5 separate regions of the Homo sapiens genome follow, and regions 2, 3, 4 and 5 are each linked to region 1. Evidence: chromatin loops called from intact Hi-C (ENCODE). Cell type or tissue: heart right ventricle. All regions are shown on one strand.

Region 1 (4,000 bases):
AATTAGAGACAAACAAAAGCAGCATCATGGCTCTCTCCAGTCACATCTGGGTGGCTGGAGATGAGGCATCTCCCTTAGGCAAACACAAAAACGCCACCCGGGGCCTCACTCTCTTACTCAAAATAAGACTTGTTTCACACTGCAGTTATTAAAGAAGAAACAGGCCTATCCCAGGAACTTGGCCAAAAGAGATTCATAATGCTGGGCCTGACCACTGGCCCATGAGGTCCCAACAAGCCAGATCTTGCGGCGGCTCATGGAGTAGGGGGCAGAACTCAAAACGTTCCAGAAGCACTTACTATCTGCCTGCATAAAGACCCAACCCTAAAGGAGGCTTATGCGCAGTACCATCTCGTCTCTTCTTGGAAGGAAGCACTTTCCAAACTGTTCCCTCTGAGAGCCTAGGGGCAACACTCAAATTTTACCAATTATAATAAGCAAATATGATCCAACTTAAAAAAAATGATTCCAGGCTTTGAAAAGCATGTTTGCACCTGATCAATGACAGCTACAAGTAAACTGAACTGACTGTAGACCCGCCATCAACTCAGGTTCCACAGGGACTGCATGATCGATGAAGCAATGAATGCTCTGTGAGAGCTCGCCCTGTTATTCTGAAATCACAGTGATTAAAATACCCACTTGGCAGTCATGTGTTACCTGGTAGAGACAGCCTTACTGGACAACATTGCTCACAGATTTCAGAGCTGGAAGGGACACGAGAAATGATCTCCAAGCCTCCCTCCTGTCGCCCAACTCCACCTTTGGGGCAGATCAGGGGGCTATATCCCAAGGATACTAAGGGACTGGGCCTAAGTCATCATCGGGGCAGACATGTCCTCCAAGTCCTGGCCCAGGTTGTCCAATGCACCTCACCTCCTCTGTGTGAGGGGTCCCTTGGACTTTTCTTGAGTTAAATAAACACCCACAGTCACACTCACACACAGAGCCTTGTATAAAGACAAGCACACATATAAACTATGCTTTTCTGCCTCCCAAGATGTTGGACAAGGCCAGGAAAGTGCGAGATCAGTATTAGAGGGCTCAGGGGAGGAGGAGAGGAGCAGCCGCTGCATATACCCCCAGAACCCTGTACCACTGAGGCGTGCATTCTTTCAGAAGCCCACAAGCTCCTGTCCTGCTAAAATCAAGTCTGATTTCTCAAGCTTCCTTCCCTGCCCAATGGGTAAGGGCAGAAACCACCTCCTGTGCTGTGCAGAACTCACACCCACTCTGCACACCTGAAGCAGAGCCCTGCCCAGCCGCCCGGCTTACCAGCTGTGCCCACCTGGAACCCGCACTGCCCGGGAGCCCCTTCCCTCTGCCTCTCCAGTCACTGAATGGGAGCAGGATCACCTGGGGCACTTGCTTATGGGCTGAGCCCAGGGACACTGACAGGGCCGCCTCCCAGGCACAGGGAGCCACCCAGCAGGCCACACTGAGTCAGCGGCCAGGGTCCAAAATTTGCTTCCTGGAGAACTTGGAAGGGACACCGCCCAATGGCACTCTCAGAGAAGCTTTCATTCTCACGACGTCAATGCTGAGAGGACTGCCAGGCTGATTGGGAAACAGCTCCATCAAGATTTTTTGTCTAGTTGGTTTTTAAACTGCACAAATGCCAGAAATCTCCTTCCTGCTCTCTACTGCTTTTAAATGTAAATCGAAAGACCTGTTCGTACTTGTCCCCGGAATCCCTAATATCGGTCCCTCTATTAGTCTCTGGGGAAACATTAACTCTGTTGAAGTCGAGGCAGAGGGGGCTGACACCCTGGGTCCATTTAAGGCACTGACCAGGCACGTGACCCTGGGTAAATCTGCCCCTTTCACTGGCTCTTTAAATGCAGCGGAAAAATACATTCTAGTTAATCTCACTCAGAGGCAAGCTTCCCAGTTACTGCCACCTGCTGTTCCCTTCCTTCCTTCCCACAGGCCTGAATGCTCACCTGCTTGGACTGCAAGACAAAACTGCACTTTACACATCTCTAATCTGGGTGCTTGCCCGCCTCTCCAGGAATAATTCCAGATACTCCACATATAGAATTACGCAACCACACGGCATTTCTCCTGCAAATTTCAAGTCTTTAAGGGCCATAAAAAAAATCATCTCCACTTTTTGTTCCTGGAAGCTCTTTGTAATTTTTTTTTTTAACCTGCTGTCAGACAGCGGAGTGGGAGAAGGAGACTTCTTCTGAATTCACAGAGACTCCCCAAGCATTTCTGGGCCTCTGCTCCAAACCACTGTGGACATGAAAGGCGGACATTGATGACAGCTGCTACAAACCACCTCAGCGTCCCCAAGTTTCTCTCTGGCCAGAGAGAGGAAGAAGTGGTGGAAAGTCCAGCCAATCACACCACAAAATGGGAGCCTCAGGTGCCTCAAATTAAAGGGAGTAAATTCAACAGCTAAACCTCCAAGGCTGAGGCAGAGGTTGTTTTGCTTTTTAAATTTTTCCCAGCAGCAGGCAAAAATCTCCAGCTCTGCTACTGAATATAACCAGTGCAATTTCCAATGGTCTCACGACCCCATTATTTCCTTTTCAGTGCCCCTCCCTCTCCACCATACCCCATAATTACAGAGAGTTTAGGGCTGGGCTTTTTCATGATGCTGCTTCTTTACACTCACGACAACACAGAAGGAAAGGTTATTTAAATCTGAGTTGGAAGGGTAAAATCAGCATTGTTAAAAGGGCAGATTAAGAACACATTTCCCTGGGTTTTAGGTAATTCAAGGTCACTTGCAATAAGCAAGACAGAAATGGAATCATCAGGCACACATGGGCAGTGGGGTCTACCGAGCACCACGGGGCAGGGTCACACAGGCCATAAACATTATACGGAGCTGATCGTTAATGTCTCTGACTTAAAAAATCTGCCCTGTTAAAGAATTCAAGGGCATGATTTCCTGCCTGACCCCGGTGTTTCACAGCCTTTGCCTCAGAATTGGAGCCCTTCCTGGTCCTCCAAAGCCCTCTCTGTCCTGAAAAGCAAGCTTACATTAATAACTAAGACTGAGGACTCCAGCTTCAGCATTTACTAACTGGGTGACCTTGGGAACATCATTCAACTTCACAAAGCCTCACTTTCTTCATTTATATGTATAAAGTGTGGATAATAATAGTCCCTTATTGCTTCATAGGGTTTCACGAGGATTAAAGGAGACTGGGGTTATCATGTACCTCACATAGTAAATTGCTCCATAAATGATCATCATCAGCAGAATGATGAAGGAACACACACTGCTTTGGGAAAGGCTGGCAATCCCAGTGCCAATGCTTTCTATGAAGTGGCATCTATAAAGTAAGATCATTCCCATTTCCCTCCCCGCATGGAATATATTTCCAGCAAAGACAAAAAGTAAGGCTGGGAATGCCAAGTACTAAGTGTATAACACCATTTAATGAGCACCTACCATGTGCCAGGAATTCAACCATGTTTTCACAAATCCTCATTACCCTGCAAGACAAATCCTGTTAGCCCCATTTTGTACATGGGGAACTCGGGCTCAAAATAAGTCCCACCTCCTCCCTATTCCAAGCCAACATCTATGGGCAGACAAGAGACAAGTCAACATCCACAGGTCTGCTTGGTGGCCAGCATGAAGGGATGGATGCCTCGAATTCCGGGGCTTTATCTAACTCATGGCTGCCTCCCTGCAAACAGCAAGTAGGGGCATATTACTCACAGAACATTCTAGAGCTGTGGAAGTCCACAGGACTCACCTCTTTTGATCCCCTGAGTTGGGAATGTTAGAAACTCAGCCCAAGCAAGGGAAGGGAAGCAGCTTGTCCAAGGTCACATGGCAGCTCAGACACAGAGCTGACATTTGGGCTCAGGTCTATTGACTCTCGAGGAAGATCTTGCCTATGGATGCCTGATCATTCCTAGAAAGGAATTCACGGGCACAAGAAACGAGCAGGTGTAACTTTGAACAGACCCAGTTTCAGAGCTCTGCAAAGGTGAGTTGAGGAGACTCCTGCCTTCCTCCCTCCCAAGTCTGACG
Region 2 (4,000 bases), 110 kb before region 1:
CAACTTTTGCAGAAGGGACTCAATGTATTGACTTACTGAAAGCGTTTTCCTTTAAACTTTCTGCAATAAGGAGGCATTTCCAGCAATGGCCAGCAGATGGCACTGTGTGGTAAGGCACAGAAGGGTGAAGCCCACTAAGAGAAGCCCGCAGACCTTCCCAAATGGGTTTCTACTTCTCTAAGACATTGTGCATAAGATATCCTCCCATCATTGTGCAAGGGAGGATACGGTGACATATGCTCATAAGGCATTAGCAAAAAGTCCTCTCCCCATTCTATAAACCCAGATTCTAGTCCTTCTGCCATCTCCTAGCAGTGTGACCTTGAAAAGGTTGCCTGCAGTCTCTGTGCCAAGAGGCTGGATGGGATGGATTCCAGGGTCCCTCCCAGCAAGAACTTCTCACGTAAGAGGCCTACCACCAGGGCACTTGCCCTGCCCTCTTCCCATCCTCTATGGGCAGTCAGCTCTCAGAACAGGTGGAGGGAGACTCAAGTATCTCCAAAGGTACCCAGAGAGAGGGCGCCCTGCCCAGGTGGGCAGGACAGAAGGGGTCACAGCAAAGGGCAGTTAATGGAACCATGCAAAGGACTCACCTGGAAAGATAAACTGCTGTCTATGATGAATGAAGTAGGCAGCTTTAAACAGAAGAGGAGGTGAGTCACACACACAGAACGGCCAACGCAGGAGGGAGGAGCGGAATTGCAGGTACCGGCTTGGGAGGCAGGGACTTGTTACTGGGCTGGGACAGCCCTACCCCAGATGGACCTGGCAAGGACAGGCCAAACCATGCAGGAAGGAGGAAAAGAGCTGGGAGAAAATGGGCCCTGGCAGGAGTCTGCAGGACTAAAGGGGCTTGCACTGGAGGATTGGGCATTCCAAGACCCCGTCTCCGGTCACCAGCACTCTGTGAAATGCATGTGAGCCCAGAAGGGCAAAATACAATGGGAGAGAAACAGTGATTCTGAAAAGTTTAACAGTGTTATGTACGGAAGAATGGCCTCCTCCCCCTGAGCCCCACCTGTACCTCCAGAGTGTCTCAACCTTACCACTCCCTACCCACATTTTTTTCTCTCTCTCTCATAGGTGACTGAAAAGGATACACTGGGGTTCTGGAAGCTGACAGCATGTTCCAACCTCAATTCTGCCACATAACTAGGCTCTGGGACCTTAGGGAGTTGGCTAACCTCTCCAGCTGTCTCACTGTCAAATGGGGGTGTAAATACAGTCATGTGCCACAGAATGTTGTTTTGGTCAACAAGGGACCACATACATGACGGTGGCCCTAATTATAATGGAGTGGGAAAATTCCTCTTGCCTAGTGATGTGGTAGCTGTGGTAACAGGGCAGCACCATGCATTCCTCACGTGTCTGTGGTGACGCTGGCGGGAAATAATCCACGGAACTACAAGCTGTATAAAAGGATGGCACGCACGATTATGCACGGTAGCATCTTACTTGATAATGAGAATAAACAACTGTATTACTGGTTTATGTATTTACTATATTGTACTTTTAATCATTTTTAAAATTTTTTTTATTTATATATTTATTTTTTGAGACAGAGTCCTGCTCTGTTGTCCAGGCTGGAATGCAATGGCACAATCTCAGCTCACTGCAACCTCTGCTTCCTGGGTTCAAGCGATTCTCCTGCCTCAGCCTCCCAAATAGCTGGGATTACAGGCACCCAGCCCACCACCATGCCTGGCTAATTTTTGTATTTTTAGTAGAGACGGGGTTTCACTATGTTGGCCAGGCTGGTCTTGAACTCCTGATCTCAGGTGATCCGCCCACCTTGGCCTCCCAAAGTGCTGGGATTACAGGCGTGAGCCACCACATCCAGTCTTTTAATCATGATTTTAGAGTATACTTGTTCTACTTACCAAAAAAAAAAAAAAAAAAAAAAAGTTATCTGTAAACTAGCCTCAGGCAGGTCCTTCAGGAGGTATCCAGAAGGTGGCACTGTTATCACAGGAGATGCCAGCTCCATGTATGTCACTGCCCCGAAGACCTTCCGGTGGGACAAGATGTGGAGGTGGAAGACAGTGATATTGATGATCCTGAGGCTGCACAGGCCTAGGCTAGCGTGTGTGTCTTAGTTAACAAAAAAGTTTAAAAAGTAAAAGAAAAAATAAGGATTTTAAAAATAGAAAAAAGCTTATAAAAATTCAAAAAAAAAGTTTTTGTACAGCTATACAATATGTTTGTTTTGGGCTAAGTGTTATTACAAAAGAGTCCAAGTTAAAAAAAATGTTTAAAGATTATAATGTAAAAAAGTTGTAAGCTAAGGTTAATTTATTATTGAGGAGAATATTTTAAAATAAATTTAGTATAGCCTAAGTGTTTAGTGTTTATAAAGTCTACAATAGTGTACAGGAATTCTTCCAGAGCAGCTTCCAGTCCCCTACAAATAAAGAACAATTGACTGATTGACTGATTTAGAGACAGAGTCTTGCTCTGTCACCCAGGCTGGAGTGCAGTGGTGCAATCTCAGCTCACTGCAACCTCCACATCCTGGGTTCAAGCGATTCTCATGCCTCAGCCTCCTGAGTAGCTGGGACTACAGGTATGTGCCACCACACTTGGCTAATTTTGTATTTTTAGTAGAGATGGGGTTTCACCATGTTGGCCAGGCTGGTCTTGAACTCTTGGCCTCAAGTGATCCGCCTACCTCGGCCTCCCAAAATGCTGGAATTACAGGCATAAGCCACTGTGCCCAGCCCTATTTTTAATATTTTATGCTGTATATTTACTGTAGCTTTTCTGTGTTCAGATGTTTAGATACACAAATATTTAGCATTGTGCTACAATTGCCTACAATATTCAGTACAGTCACATGCTGCATAGGTTTGCAGTCTAGAAACAACAGGCTACACCACACAGCCGAGGCGTGTGGAGGACTATACCATCTGGGTTTACGTAAGTGCGCTCTATGATGCTCACGTAACAATGAAATCACGGAATCTCTCTCTCAGAACATTTCCCCGTTGTGAAGCAGCACGTGACTATAATCTTTTCCCAGGTTTACCCCTGAAGTTCAAGTGCAATGCCCCTGCACAGCACAGAGCAGGGGACGATAGGAGGCGTGCCTTCTCCAGCTGAACCACCGGGCCAGCCGGGCGGGCAGTGGGGGTTGGGGGGAGGGTTGACCCATTGGTGCTGCCACGACCAAAGAGACAGGATCTTGGAGAGAGTGAGGCCTCTGTGCAGGGGACGATGAAGGCCCAATCTGGGGACATCAGGGAAAGCAGCAAGGGTCTGGCTGATTGTGCAAAAAGAACTTTTTCTGTGACTGCCGTGTTCCAAACACACCCTTTGCTTTTACAAAAACCCAAACTGGGAGGTTTAGCAAAAGGCACAGTTTCAGAGCATAATAAAGACAGAGCAGAATGGGAGAGGAGGTTAATCAAATGGGCCATCACTCAATGCAGGGAGGGGAGGGGTGTGCTCAGGACAACGCGTGAATGTCAGGAGATATCCAGCCACGTGCGTGCTGAGGTGAAGGCAAAGAGAGAGATTCCTACAAGATCTCCGTCTCCACCGTCCCCAAAAGAAGTCCCAGGAGAAGCTCCCTGGCCTCCTGCTGGCTGGGTATGGCTCCAGCTGGGGATCTCCTGGCACAGGGAGAGCTGTGCCTGTCCTCATGGACCTGGAGCTCCAGAGGCCAGAGACAGGGGCCTGACCTGGACTCTATGGGCTGGAGACGGCCTGTGGCTGGGTCCAGAGCAAACAGGAGTGTCACAGTCACCTTCCTTCCTCTGGGACTGCGAACTGTAATAAACTGAAGGCTGAGACTGACTCTGAGGAGCTGCCAGGGAGGCCGAGGCAGCAGCTCAGTCCCAAAATGGGCAGGTGGGCTTCACTCTGCTGCTTGGAGAGGCAGACACCCCCAGGCCAGCAGCTGAGGGCAGGAGAGGCTGGAATCCTGACCTCTCCCCACAGACACCAGGCAGTGGGCTGGGGTGGAGCTGGAGGTCAGCTCTGGCTCAGGTCTACTCTGCTT
Region 3 (4,000 bases), 63 kb after region 1:
TAAAAGAATTTACCTCGGGGTGGGGGTGCAGGGAATTGAGCCTTCTGTGGGGCCTGAAATGTTTACAGTTGCCCCTCAATGTATGTGGGGAATCAGTTTCCCCATCTCCCACAGATACCAAAGTCCTGATATAAAATGGTGCAGTATTTGTATATAACCTAAGCACATCTTCTTGTATGCTTAAAATTATCTCTAGATTACTTATGTGATCATGTGTCAGATAACGACATTTCAGTCCATGCCAGAATGCATATAGGATGGTGGTTCCCATAAGGCTATAATGGATCCATCCTATACAGGTGTACCATCTCTAAAAATTGATATTTAAGAAGAGATGGGGCCTTGTTATGTTGCCCAGATAGTCTTGAACTCCTGGGCCCAAGTGATCCTCCCATTATGGCTTCCCAGAGTGCTGGAATTATAGGCATGAACCACCACAGCTGGCGAGGTGTACCATTTTGTATTGTTTATACTGTATTTTTATGATCCTTTTCTGTGTTTAGATACACAGATAGCCACCATTATGTTACCATTTCCTACAGTACTCAATATGGTAACATGCTGTAGAGGTTTGGAGCCCAGGAGCAATCAGCTCTACCACTCAGCCCAGGTGTGTGTTTGGCTGGACAACCTGGAGGAAGCTAAGGAGACATGACCTAAAGGCAGAGGGTGAGTCAGAGGTGGGATCCCTGGACAGGTATGAGAAGCTAGGCGAAAACGGGTGAAGTCTGAATAAATTTCACCCTATTCATATAATTACTGCATTAATAACCTTAGATAATAGTTCACATTATCATTTAGTTAATAGGATTGCACCCATGTTAAATTTCTTATTTTGTTTTTTTAAGAGACAAAGTCTCACTCTGTCACTTAGGCTGGAGTGCAGTGCTGTGATCATAGCTCACTGCTTCCTGGAACTCAATTGCTAAAGCAGTCTTCCCACCTCAGCCTCCTGACTAGGTGGGACTACACACACACGCCACCACGCCTGGCAATTTCTTTTACTTTTCTCTAGAGAAAGAGTCTACCTATGTTTCCCAGGCTGGTCTCAAACTCCTGGGCTCAAGTGAACCTGAACCTCCTGCCTCGACCTCTCAAATTGCTGGGATTACAGGCATGAGCCACCACACCTGGCCTAAATTTCTTATGTGCCATGGTACTGCAAAATGTCCTTATTAAGGGCAGCTGGATGGAAGGTGTACGTGTAAAATCATTTCAACAGTAAACATTTATTTTACAACATGAAGATGGTTATCCTTCCATGAGTGTAAAGTATAAAGGCAGGCTCATGGTGTCGTCAGAAGTCAGGTTTCAGGGCTGGGGGTGCTGGGAAGGGCTGGGCATGGTTGGCTTTGTGATCTGGGGGCTGGTGTGTTCCATCTCTGAATGTCTTTTGAGCTGTGCACTTACCAGGGATGTAAGTCATATCTTAATAAATTTTCATAAGTTTAACAAAAAGTAAAACGAGGATGGGAAGCTTGTTTGGGATCTCGGGTGCTTATCTAGCCATGAGCCCTGGCCCAGATGCTTCTAGTAGCCTGGAGGGAACTGAGAACATTCAAAATAGAGGTGGCAGAGCCAAGGCCCCGAGGTGGAAGCGCACTGCTGCTTGTCCCTAGCTGTGAATGGGGTGTCCTGCTCGGAGGCAATGCTGTGTGCACTGCAGGGCCCACAAGTCCATGTCCATATTGTGGCTCAGTGCAGTGAAAGCCAATCTCAGCCCCTTCGCAGTGTGGTCAGCCTGCCAGCAGGTGGCCAGCTGATCCTCCTGGGAAATTGTGCCATCCCAGGGACTGGGTGTGAGTCTCTCATCCACAAATGTGGTGTCAGCCTGGTGAGCCTTGGAAAGGGCATGTGCAGGATGCTGAGCCTCTTCCATCCTCATGCCGGTCTCAAGGCCACTCGCTCCGTGGGCCCATCCAGCAAGTGTGGTGGCTTGGAAAGAAGCCGGCTCCATCCACAGGGCATGCTGTTTTGCTCAACTCAGGACCAACATCATCCTCCATAGTAATTCTCTTTGGTGGGAGTACTGGAAACATGAATAACAGATACCTTCAGAGTCTGAGCTGCTGAGGCCAGGGCTGCAGGGTGCCCTCCTGTCAGGAAAACCTGCACTGGCAGCTGGAAGGCACCTGGTCGTGGTGTCTGCAAGGGCTACAGCAGTGGCTGCAAGGCTTCGGGACTCACCCGGCTTCTGTGAGGTGAATTGTGACAGTGGCAGAGCTCTGCAGCGCCAGGGTCCCCTGCATGGTCATACTGACTGCAACTGGGAGCCCACCACACCCCTGGTGCCCCTCTCTTCCCAGGGCTGGGGTCTAGACCAGGCCCCTCTTGCCTGGGAATTATGCACTGGGAGGGGGACACAGGCCCGCAGATTGGGACAGAGGCCCCAGGGCATGCTGCTGGCTGGCCGGGGCTGCCATGCTCACCTCTCTGTCTCTCGTGGCCTTGGTGGGACCGGCCTCCCCATTGAATGGGATTTTCCAGGTGTCTGGGGCTGCAGGGCAGCTGGCGGGGTGCCACCCTGGCTTCGGTGACCAGATGCAGGTGCCCATGTTGCAGCGGGGTTATCTCCCGACCTCCCTCTTAGTCCTGATGGGCCTGGGCTGGGCCCGGTGTCAGGGTCCCCTTGGGCTCCCTGGGCTAGGCCTGTCCCATGGTCCCGGGGCTGTCCAGGACACATTTAGAAGGGACATGGACCCAGCAGCTCTGTTTGAAATCGTCATGGGGGAACCAAGGGCCCCCCACATCCAGGTCCGTCGGGAGCTGGAGCATAGAGTTCCACTGCAGGAATCTCCAGGAACGCCGAGGTCCTCCCTGAGCCGGGGCCAGGCTGGGCATGCCCTGAGTCCCAGGTGCCCCCAGAGAGTGGTCTGCTGCCCTGGGCTCCCCAGAAGCCCCCACATGTTCCTGGGCCTTGGCCTCATGGACAGCCCCACCAGGACAGGGTGTAGGACGAGGTGGAGAAGCGGACCAAATGGGCCGCTGGAACCGGGCTGGTGGGCCGGGAAGGGCCTTCCTGTCCCCCTTGCAGAGGGTCTTCCCGCCATGTGATGCCAGCACAGACCTGGGTCCTGAGGACCCTTTCTCGGGTTTTGCTGAAAGGAAAACAGACGTGGTCAGTGTCTCCAGTGAGCCCATGCAGGCCTTTCTGGGCTGGGCCCCACCTGCCTGGGTCTCTGGAGTCCTCAGGGTCTCTGTGTGGCCCCTGTGGTCTGACACTGATGACATGCCTATAGTCTGCTGATCCCAGAGGAAGGGTTGTGTGCCGCCTGGTGTGGGGAAGCTGCCTGGGCATGGCAGGTGGCTTCTGGAACTGCCCCCAGGGTTCAGCCTCGCTGGGGGCTTCCTGCCACACACCCTCATCCCAGGGCTATTGGGCCTGGGATATGGCCCCCAGTCAGAACTCAGGTGGGAGGGGCCTTGGATGTCACCAGCCCCTTGCCACTTCACATGGGGACCCGTCTCCACAGTGGGTGACTGGGCCTGGACGTGGGTCACCCTCTGCCCTCCTGGGCTGCCCCGTCCATACCAGGACTGACCGTTCCCACACCTGGCTAAACACTTGGCTCTGGCTCTGGGCCAGGGGTCCCACCTGTGCCCTCTCTCTGAATGCTCTATGGGTAAGAGACACTGATTCCCTTGTCTCCCTGGCTCAAGGCTTGTTGTCCTGGCACCCCTGGAGGAGTCTGCAGGAGTGAAGGGCCTCTGTTGCTCTCTGAGGCTGTCAGCGCTTGCAGGGAGGAGTGGAGGCTCTCACAAATGGGTCTGGCTCCTCCAGTGCCCTTGAGAGCCCTGTGAGGGGGAGAGCAGGCCACCGTGGGAAGTGGGAGGGGGCTTGTTGGAGGGTCTTGCCCACATCCCCCTCCTGCGTGCACAGCACATCCAGTACATATGCACTGAGCGCCTGCCCTGAGGAATGGTGGGCCTCCTGTATTTTCTTAGAGTCCAGGAGGAAGAGGAGGAAGAAAAGGTGAAGAGGAAGACCCAAGTAATAGGG
Region 4 (4,000 bases), 90 kb before region 1:
CTCCAAGGTTCTGTGAAGGGCCCTGGGAGTTTCTGCCCGGGCACTAAGGGAGGGAAGTGTAGCTCCTCTTCATGCTCCCCCTGTGCCTCCCTGGGGTTCCTACAGCCAGCTCCACTTCAGCATAGTCCCTGCCTGCTGTACCCCTCCTCATCCCCAAGACCCCGCCCACAGCTACGTGACTCTCCTTAGCCAGCTCGGGATAGTACAAAAATAAACTCCTATTTTGCTCAGGCAAAAACCAGACATCTCTGCATTTCCAGACAATTAAAAGCAGACTCCAGAGGCACAGCTGTCTCCCTCCGCTCTGACTCATGAGAGAGGCCCCACAGCATAGCCACGTGCAGGAACGTGCTCCCAACCTGGAGGTGGGGGTGGGAAAGGGGGTCAAGGGTTGCCCAGGTGTCCTCTCCTCCCAAAGGGGCTTCTGCATCTCCCATCTTTTGGGGCCTCATTCAGAGCTGCGCTACATTTCTGCCTCCAGGAATGTCCCTTTCCTGAAGAGTGGGATCCCAGGACATCAGGTGGGGTTCTGGAGATGGCTAAAGTCTAGCGAAATCAGGCAGATGGCACCGCCTTCCCAGGGGTGCTGCTTTACCGTGGCAGCCCAGCAGGCCAGAGTCCCTGCTGGAGAGTCTCGGTGGGGAAGGGCAAGGTGGAGACAGGGCTCTTCATGGGGCTGCCTGTGGGCTGAGATGTGCTCAAGGTCTCTGATTCTCAGAGAGCAGCCACCAGCTGGGCTGAAGCCAGCCAGTCACTTTAAGGCCACCTGTCTTAGGGCTATTTCCTGAGGTGGTCACCAGCACCTCTGCTTCTGGACTATGGAGAGGCTGAACGGGCTAAGAGGTGGGTCAAAGAGGTCCACCCCCGATGGGGACAGCAACGCACACACGACTCCCAGGTGGTAGAGGGGATGGAAATGAATCTCTCTTACCAAACCTGGAGGAGACAAAAAGCAGAGAGGGGGATTACGTCACCACGCTGGCTCGGCGTGTTCCTAGAACACTACCCTTGGGCGGGAGCAGGCAAGGGGCTGGGACGTAGGACTCTGAGGCCTGGCTTGAGGCCAGACTGGCTGATTGACTCTGGGAACCCCTGCAATCTCTGTGGGGACATTTCCTCAATGGAAAGGACTAGAAGGGCATTCCCCAGGCCTCCCCAGGGGACATCTAAACTCAGTGCTGTGCACTTTAATACATTAGCTTACGTAAGCCTCGCCAGCAACCAAGCATGGTAATTAGAGTTCAGCCCATTTCACAGTCAAGAAAACTGAGCCTCAGGAGGCTCAGTAGGTCACATGGCTCACAGTGGGAGAGCCTGGCCCAGAGCCAGGCAAGAAAAGGGGTCAGTCAGCTGGAGAGACCAGGCCTGGTGGCTCATGCCTGTAATCCCAGAACTTTGAGAGGCTGACACGAGTGGATCACCTAGGTCAGGAATTCAAGACCAGCCTGGCCAAGGTGATGAAACCTTGTGTCTATTAAAAATACAAAAATTAGCCAGGTGTGGTGGCACATGCCTGTAATCCCAGCTACTCGGGAGGCTGAGGCAGGAGAATCGCTTGAATCCGGGAGGTGGAGGTTGCAGTGAGCCGAGATTGCGCCACTGCACTCCAGCCTGGGCAGCAGAGCAAGACTCCTTCTCAGAAAAAGAAAAAATAACTATCAGTTGGCAAGGGTGTGGCTGGACAGGAGGGCAGAGATAACAGCTGTGCAGAGCAGAGGTAGCCCCTGAAAGGAGAGTCAGGCAGGGACACACCCTGAGCCTCCCCAGGGGGCAGCCACTGCCCCTGAGAACACATGGAGCTGGAGGAAGCAGAGCACTCAGGGGTCACCAGAACAGCGAGGTGGCCTGAGCGTCACGTCAGTGCTGGTTCTGGTAGCTCTGCAGGGACTGGACTCAGAATCCCAGGGTCTGAGGCTCAGTCACTGGCTGGAGTTTGAGGCTAGTTGTGTCATCTGCCTGAAGCTGTGTCCCTGCCACCTTCTAGCATGGGAATGAGACCACAGCTTTCCTAATGCTCTTCTTGGGAGAAGACAGAAACACAGGGACTGGGTTGAGCCCACTGTGAGGCCTCCTCTGACTGACCCATGTTCGTGTGGCCATCATCACTGCATTCTACAGCCCCTTCTGGGTGGGACCCAGGCCCCAGCAGGACAGCCCGAGTGGGAGCAGCAGGGTCGGTGACACCTGGATCTCTCCTCCTTGGGCAGCATACTCAAACCCATCGGAGCTGTCCAGGCTCCATCCCATAAAGGACCCTAACAGCATGCACTGGGAGAGGGGATCAGGCCCGTTCCAAAGATGACTCCAAGGCCCAAGATACACCAGGGCCCAAGGAACCCCCTAGAAAAAGGGTGCCCTTATTGCTTCTCGGCCTTTTGGCTAAGATCAAGCGTAGGAAAGGGGTGCCCATGCCGAGGAGAGAAACCAGGTGCCCCAATCCTCAGGGGTACAAGAAGGTAAGAGGCACCCAAGGAAAACACTCCCTTTCTTTCTGTGCTGCCAAGGGTATACTGACAAGGGCAATCTTTGTAACAAAAAAGACAATGATCTAACGCCCATCAAGAAGGGACAAGATAAACTATACAACGAAATAATATGAACAAGTCAAACAAATGGGGTTTAATTAATTATAGACATACACAAAACTGCTAGCCTGGTTGGCTCCTGAAAGGGGAACCCTGTGACTGAATAAAAATGGTGGGGTAGAGTTTTCACCACGTACCCTGAGAAGCCACAGAGCTGCTGCGCTTTGGACCATGTGACTGTCTCACTTGTTCAAAATATATAGATAGAAAAATTTGTAAGTCAAAAACTAAACAAAAGAGTAAAACATTCCAAGATGTACTGACATGATGTTCTCAGAGATACCAAGGGAAGTTGAAAAAACAAGTCATGGGACAGAGTAGATGGTATGGTATCTGACAGTCACTAGTGGTTTCTGCCAAATATTCCAGTTCTCCCCTCCTGGGCGTGTGGGCAAAGAGCACTGTTTCATTCTCCTGTTCAGGTTGGGCCAGGAATGGTGGGTGGAACTTCCAAGAAGGAGTACGCAGCTGCCAGGGCATGACATCTGGAACTCACTTCTCCCTCTGCCACCGTGGCCAGCAATGTTCAGACAGTCTGGGCCCGGAAGGAGGCTGACCCATGATGGACAAGATGGACAAGGCGGCATGAGCAAGAAACAAATCTTTGTTCCTTTAAGACCTGGTGATTTGGGCATATCTGTTATTTCTGTGTAACCTGGCCTACCCTGACCCATACGTGGCATCACGTCATGTGCATGTACGTGTACATACAAAACCAAATCTAGAAGGATTCAGCCCACACCACTAAAGTAGTCTGAGGAATGGACTGAAAGATGGGGGCACCTTTTACTTTTGACTTTACACACGTCTATAGGGGTTGATTTTATTGGTCCTTCCATATATCTTTATGATTAGAAAACCACAGAGGGCACTTTTGGTAGCTGCCCAGAAGGAGCACTCACCTCATCGAGGAGACGTCATCAATGCGGTTCCCCAGCTGAGACTCATGGGACTTGCTCCGGGTGAGTGTGGGGAAGCTGGGCAGCAGCTGGAAGACCTTGCGGCTGGGTGGGGGGGGCGTCCGTGGTGGCTTCAGCTTGGTGTGCCGTCGCAGCTGGGGTGTGGTGGGCGGGGTGATGAAGCTGTGCAGGGCACGGGGGGTCAGCCGGCCGCTGGCGTGCAGGGGAATACAGGTGTCTGAGAGGCCCTCACTGAAGCTGGGGGTGGGGGAGTCTGAGGCGGGCAGAGCTGACACGGAGATGGAGCGTGGGCCCTGGGCGCTGTTGCCTGCTCTGCCCAGCTGGGAGCTCCCTGGGGGCCAGGGCAGGCTGGCTGCTGAGAGGGTGTCCGTGGAAGGCCCTGAGCCACTTTCCCGCCGCGCATCCAATGAACTCCAACTGGAGTCCTCCTTGTGCTCCCCTCCTGTGGACCAAGACGTGGAGTCACAGATGGTCAGGGCTGGAAGGAATTCACAG
Region 5 (4,000 bases), 65 kb before region 1:
TCCTTGGGGCCAGCAGTCAGCTACGCACCCTAGTTATTTGCAGACGTGTGCATCACACTAGCTGTAAGCATCCAGGACAGACTATTTTGCTCATCAATTAATCCTCTGTGATAATTAATCAAGGTACCAGGTAAAAGGTAAGTGATCAATGGGTGCATATGAGTAACGAGTGAATGTAAAGGAAAGAAGAAATGAGGGGGGAAGAGAGAGACACACGTGCACACACACAAAGGCAGGCAGTCAATTCATTTACACAACTACATATCATACAGTAGCCCCAAAACTGTGCTATTCTGGGTAAGATATTAGATGACAAAATTGTGTATGAGAAGGAAGTACAAGGACCTGGGTTTGAATCTTCATCCTGCCATCAGCTTGCAGGGGATCATCAGATCTCCCTGTCTCCTGTCCCAGGGATAAGGATGAAACAGGATGACATCTATACAATGCTGGCCTTGTAGCTTGCCCCTTCCTTCCATGCTCCAACTTCAGCTCCTCTCCTGACTGGCCAGGTGATACAGGCATGCCAGTCCACCACTTGCCACCATTTCCCCATCCTAAGTGGAGAGCTGTGTGGCCCAGCCCCCACTGGGCTGGTACCAAGGCAGCCCTGTGCTGCTGGGCTGACACATTGGCACAGATCCCTCCAGGAGGCTGGGTGAGGGTGTGTGCTGCTTCCTGGGGAGGCTCCCAGTTGCCAAAGAGCAAGGTTGTAAGAACAGCTGGGCCTCTGGCTCTCAAAGAGAGAGTATGGGGCCGACAGGAGGAGGGGTGGGAAGGAGAGGCTAGGAATGAGGGCCATAGTCATGCCGACTCAAGCTGCACCCCAGGAGCCAAATGCGGGTTCGCTTTCCTGGTTAGGTCTCACACATCCTACTGCCTCATACAGCCTACATTCCTGGTGTCCACACAGAGCTCTGGCCACCCCCAGCCACTGGGAAACCAAAATGGTGGCAGGAGTAAGGCAGCTTTGTCCCCCATCTCTGGGAGAAGGCCTCATCTTAAACACAGGAACGCAAGGGTAGAGGAGAGCGGAAAGAGAAACATGTCCAGTCAGGATCACAACAAAAATCCCCTTACCAGATCCGCCTGCATCTTCAGTTCAGGAACCACCAGCAGTAAGAGCTTATTCAGGGGAACCTGTGGCTTTCACCCTGGAATCCCAGACTCTGCAGCACCCACCTCTCCCAGCTAGAACTGCTCAGGCAGCGCTTGCCACTTCCTTTCAACAACTTCCAACCGGGAAATTGCTAAAGAAAAAAAAAATGGCTCCATGCCAGCAGGCTCTGAAATCATTTCCCCAGCTGCTGCCAGAATATGAAGCTGAGACTTTTAGACGTAACTTGTGGGACAGGGGGCCGCTTGAAACAGCCATAGTGTGCAAATCCAAATGACTGGGAGCGGGGCAGGGCCCCGCCTCTGAGCTCCCTCCCATCTCATTTCCTATCCCCGACCCTTCCACCCTCCAGCCACGTGGGAGGCAGCGCTCCTCACCCCGTCACTCTCAGCCCATCCCCATGTGAATGCAGCCTTCTTGCTAGTTTTATTTTCCTTTAAACAATTCTAATGTTCATTTGGAATTCCTGCCCCTCTCTCACACACACTTCCAATATCCCCTAAGAGGAGCCCCAACCCCTACACTGCACACAGGGAGAGCTGCAGGAATCCACCCCGGCTCCCCGCCAGCCTCCTCACAGACTCCTCCTCACGCGCTTCACAAGCGCTCTGATTTCCTCATCCTCAGGGTCTCTGCAGATATTCTTCCCTCCGCCTGGTGTGCTCTTGCCTTCCCGGACATCCGTCTTTCCCTGACTACCCAGGATGAGTTGGCCCACTGGCTCCAACAGATCCCATCCCGGAGCCATCAGGGCATCTGGGGCTCTCACTTCCTGTTTCACCCCAGTCTGTGTGCTCCTGGGGCAGAGGAAGGTGTCTTCAGCATCCCAGCTCTCACCACAGGGCCCTGGTCAATGCAGTCATAGCCAGATGTCTATTCAAATTAAAATTCATTACGATAAAACAAAACACGAATTTCAGTTTCTCAGCTGCACTATACACATTTCAAGTGTCCCCAAGCCACATATGGCTAAGGGCTGCCACACTGAATGGACAATACAGAAGGTTTTGAACAGCGCTGCTCTAGATGAAGATCTAGTGGTTGGGCAAACACATGCAGGCATTGCCCAAGTTCTGTCTCCAACATCTACAGACAGGGAAGGGACGAGGAACCAAAGGTCAGGCATGCAGCGCCGCAGCAGGCTCGGAGCCGCAGAGGGCTGGCATCTGACTCAGGTGGGAACAGAAAGAAACCCACGCAGGGCCACCTCAGCCACACCAGGAACCTGGAAATGCAGCTGCCGTACTGTGTGACCACATCCATGTCTATCCCCTCTCTTCCTCTAGTAGAAAAGGCATTATTTCCTGGAAACTTTAAGACCGCAAACACTATCCAACCAAAAGACAAAATCTGAAATGGTATTTAGATAACCCTGCAGGGATGGCCCTTAGGAAAACAATATGGAAAAGGAAGGAGGAGATTACACACACAGACGGCTGCACACACAAACGATCCACGTATGTTTTCCTAAGGGAAAAATCAAAGTCCTAGTCATGAAGCCATGAAGAGTCAAGGTCAGCAGAGAACTCAAAGTGACTGAAGGGACAAATCCCACCACACAAAGTTCCCCCAGGAAGCCTCAGGGGGCAGCCCTGGGCAGATCATCTTCAGGCACTGACTGCAAAGATGCGGGGGTCCTTCAGCACTATCAGGTTAGCAAAAGGAAACAGAGAGACTTCACGGATTTTGTTCCCTTCCAAAGAAAAAAAAAAAAAACAAAAAACAGAAAGACAGACAGACAAATATTGAAAGAGTCCTGTTTTCAAGTCTGGCATCCCTGACCTCTATCCTGCAGTGACTTTGGTACATTCCTTCACCCAGTAAGTATTTGCCAGGGCCTCCATGTGCCAGGCGTTACAGCTGGGCACCTGGCCTCTTCTGGGCACGGGCTCTCATCTTCGTTCAGGTGCTGAGTCACCTGAACCACCAAGTTGCCTGATGTCACTGTGTGCGCATGTATGTGAGCAGGTGGGTATCCCTCAGACACAGGCATTCATATCATACCTTGATGAAACTGTATCTCTTACTACTCTACTGTTAAAGAAGGATAACATGAATTTTTATGGATAACACAGATGACGTTAAGACTGCAAACCTGCAAAATGATATCTATCATATGATCCCATTTCAGCAAACAAAAAAAAAAAAAAAGAGAGAGAAGGGAGTAAATTTGCACGTCATTTTAAGTGACTGTAAAATGCGTGAAGAGGTCTGGCAGGTGCACCCACTGACCTGTTAACAAGGTGTTATCCCCGCGAAGTGGAAGAGGAGGGCCTTTGCTTGCTTTCTAACACTTCTGTACTTGCTTGGTGTTGAAAAATTTAAAACTCCCATCTCTCAGTAACAATGGATAGCTGATCACATCTTGTGTGGGCTAAAGGAAAAAAAATGGGTGAAGACACACAAGGAAGCTTTGCCCAAAATCCATGGAAGAAAAGCCTGACTCGGGGGCACAGAATACAGGAGTAAAAACATCACCCCATGATCCGTGCGGCAGAGCTCCAACTGCTGCACACAAACATTACATAGGAGCCAGTGGGAAAAGCACATGATGAAATACCTCGAAGAGAGCATGGTATACAACTTACAGGAGGGCAGACACATCTGAGAGGCAAGGCAAAGCCACCATCTGGAGGGTTCAGGGGAAGGTACCACTCCACATGGTCTCTCCGAACCACCTCACCTGACAGAACTCCTTCTACTCTAGGCTTCTTTACTGTCCAGAAGCAGCAGCCATCTGAGGAAAGGACTTAAAAGGTCACTTAATCTGTCATTTCTCATATGGATAAACTGAGGCCCAGAGAGATGAAGTCACTTGCCCATGATCTCACATTGTGTAAAAGGCAGATAGGCCCATTCTAGATACCCATAGGATCTCAGGTC

What was found. A loop is a pair of places that touch in the nucleus more often than their neighbours do. Peaks named below come from ENCODE experiments on the same cell type or tissue, not always from the same donor. Only the 100,000 strongest peaks of a DNase experiment are listed, where the experiment ranks them.
Region 2: a loop joins it to region 1, with 3 times the contacts of the local background. A loop is called at or near these places in 45 of 110 quality-filtered maps.
Region 3: it touches region 1 in a loop (2.0-fold over the local background); 6 of 110 quality-filtered maps call a loop at or near these places.
Region 4: it touches region 1 in a loop (3-fold over the local background); 28 of 110 quality-filtered maps call a loop at or near these places.
Region 5: it touches region 1 in a loop (2.1-fold over the local background); 22 of 110 quality-filtered maps call a loop at or near these places.

The regions. Positions count from the first base shown.
Region 1 is chr17:27,492,299-27,496,298 of GRCh38, reverse strand. All of the region lies in intron 1 of KSR1 (kinase suppressor of ras 1), which reads right to left. Among named protein-coding and RNA genes, the nearest start is that of KSR1, 38 kb to the right of the region's middle. RefSeq lists an enhancer at 276-345. In heart right ventricle, a CTCF peak has its summit at 1,915 (motif pointing left); a DNase peak (open chromatin) is centred at 1,482; H3K27ac peaks cover 1,166 bases.
Region 2 is chr17:27,597,995-27,601,994 of GRCh38, reverse strand. It overlaps KSR1 (kinase suppressor of ras 1), which reads right to left. Exons shown (of 21, transcript NM_001394583.1): 11 at 594-635. Among named protein-coding and RNA genes, the nearest start is that of LGALS9, 31 kb to the left of the region's middle. In heart right ventricle, CTCF peaks have their summits at 94 (motif pointing right), 1,753 and 1,952 (motif pointing right); DNase peaks (open chromatin) are centred at 114 and 1,954; H3K27ac peaks cover 1,158 bases.
Region 3 is chr17:27,428,834-27,432,833 of GRCh38, reverse strand. It overlaps the pseudogene TBC1D3P5. Among named protein-coding and RNA genes, the nearest start is that of KSR1, 26 kb to the left of the region's middle. In heart right ventricle, a CTCF peak has its summit at 1,747 (motif pointing right); a DNase peak (open chromatin) is centred at 1,755.
Region 4 is chr17:27,582,593-27,586,592 of GRCh38, reverse strand. KSR1 (kinase suppressor of ras 1) reads right to left here. Exons shown (of 21, transcript NM_001394583.1): 4 at 3,488-3,947; 5 at 932-936. Among named protein-coding and RNA genes, the nearest start is that of LGALS9, 47 kb to the left of the region's middle. In heart right ventricle, no CTCF peak of the experiment used is centred here; no DNase peak of the experiment used is centred here; H3K27ac peaks cover 858 bases.
Region 5 is chr17:27,557,537-27,561,536 of GRCh38, reverse strand. The region is part of intron 2 of KSR1 (kinase suppressor of ras 1); the gene reads right to left. Among named protein-coding and RNA genes, the nearest start is that of LGALS9, 72 kb to the left of the region's middle. In heart right ventricle, CTCF peaks have their summits at 1,530 and 1,731; DNase peaks (open chromatin) are centred at 1,326 and 1,695; H3K4me3 peaks cover 2,154 bases; H3K27ac peaks cover 2,706 bases.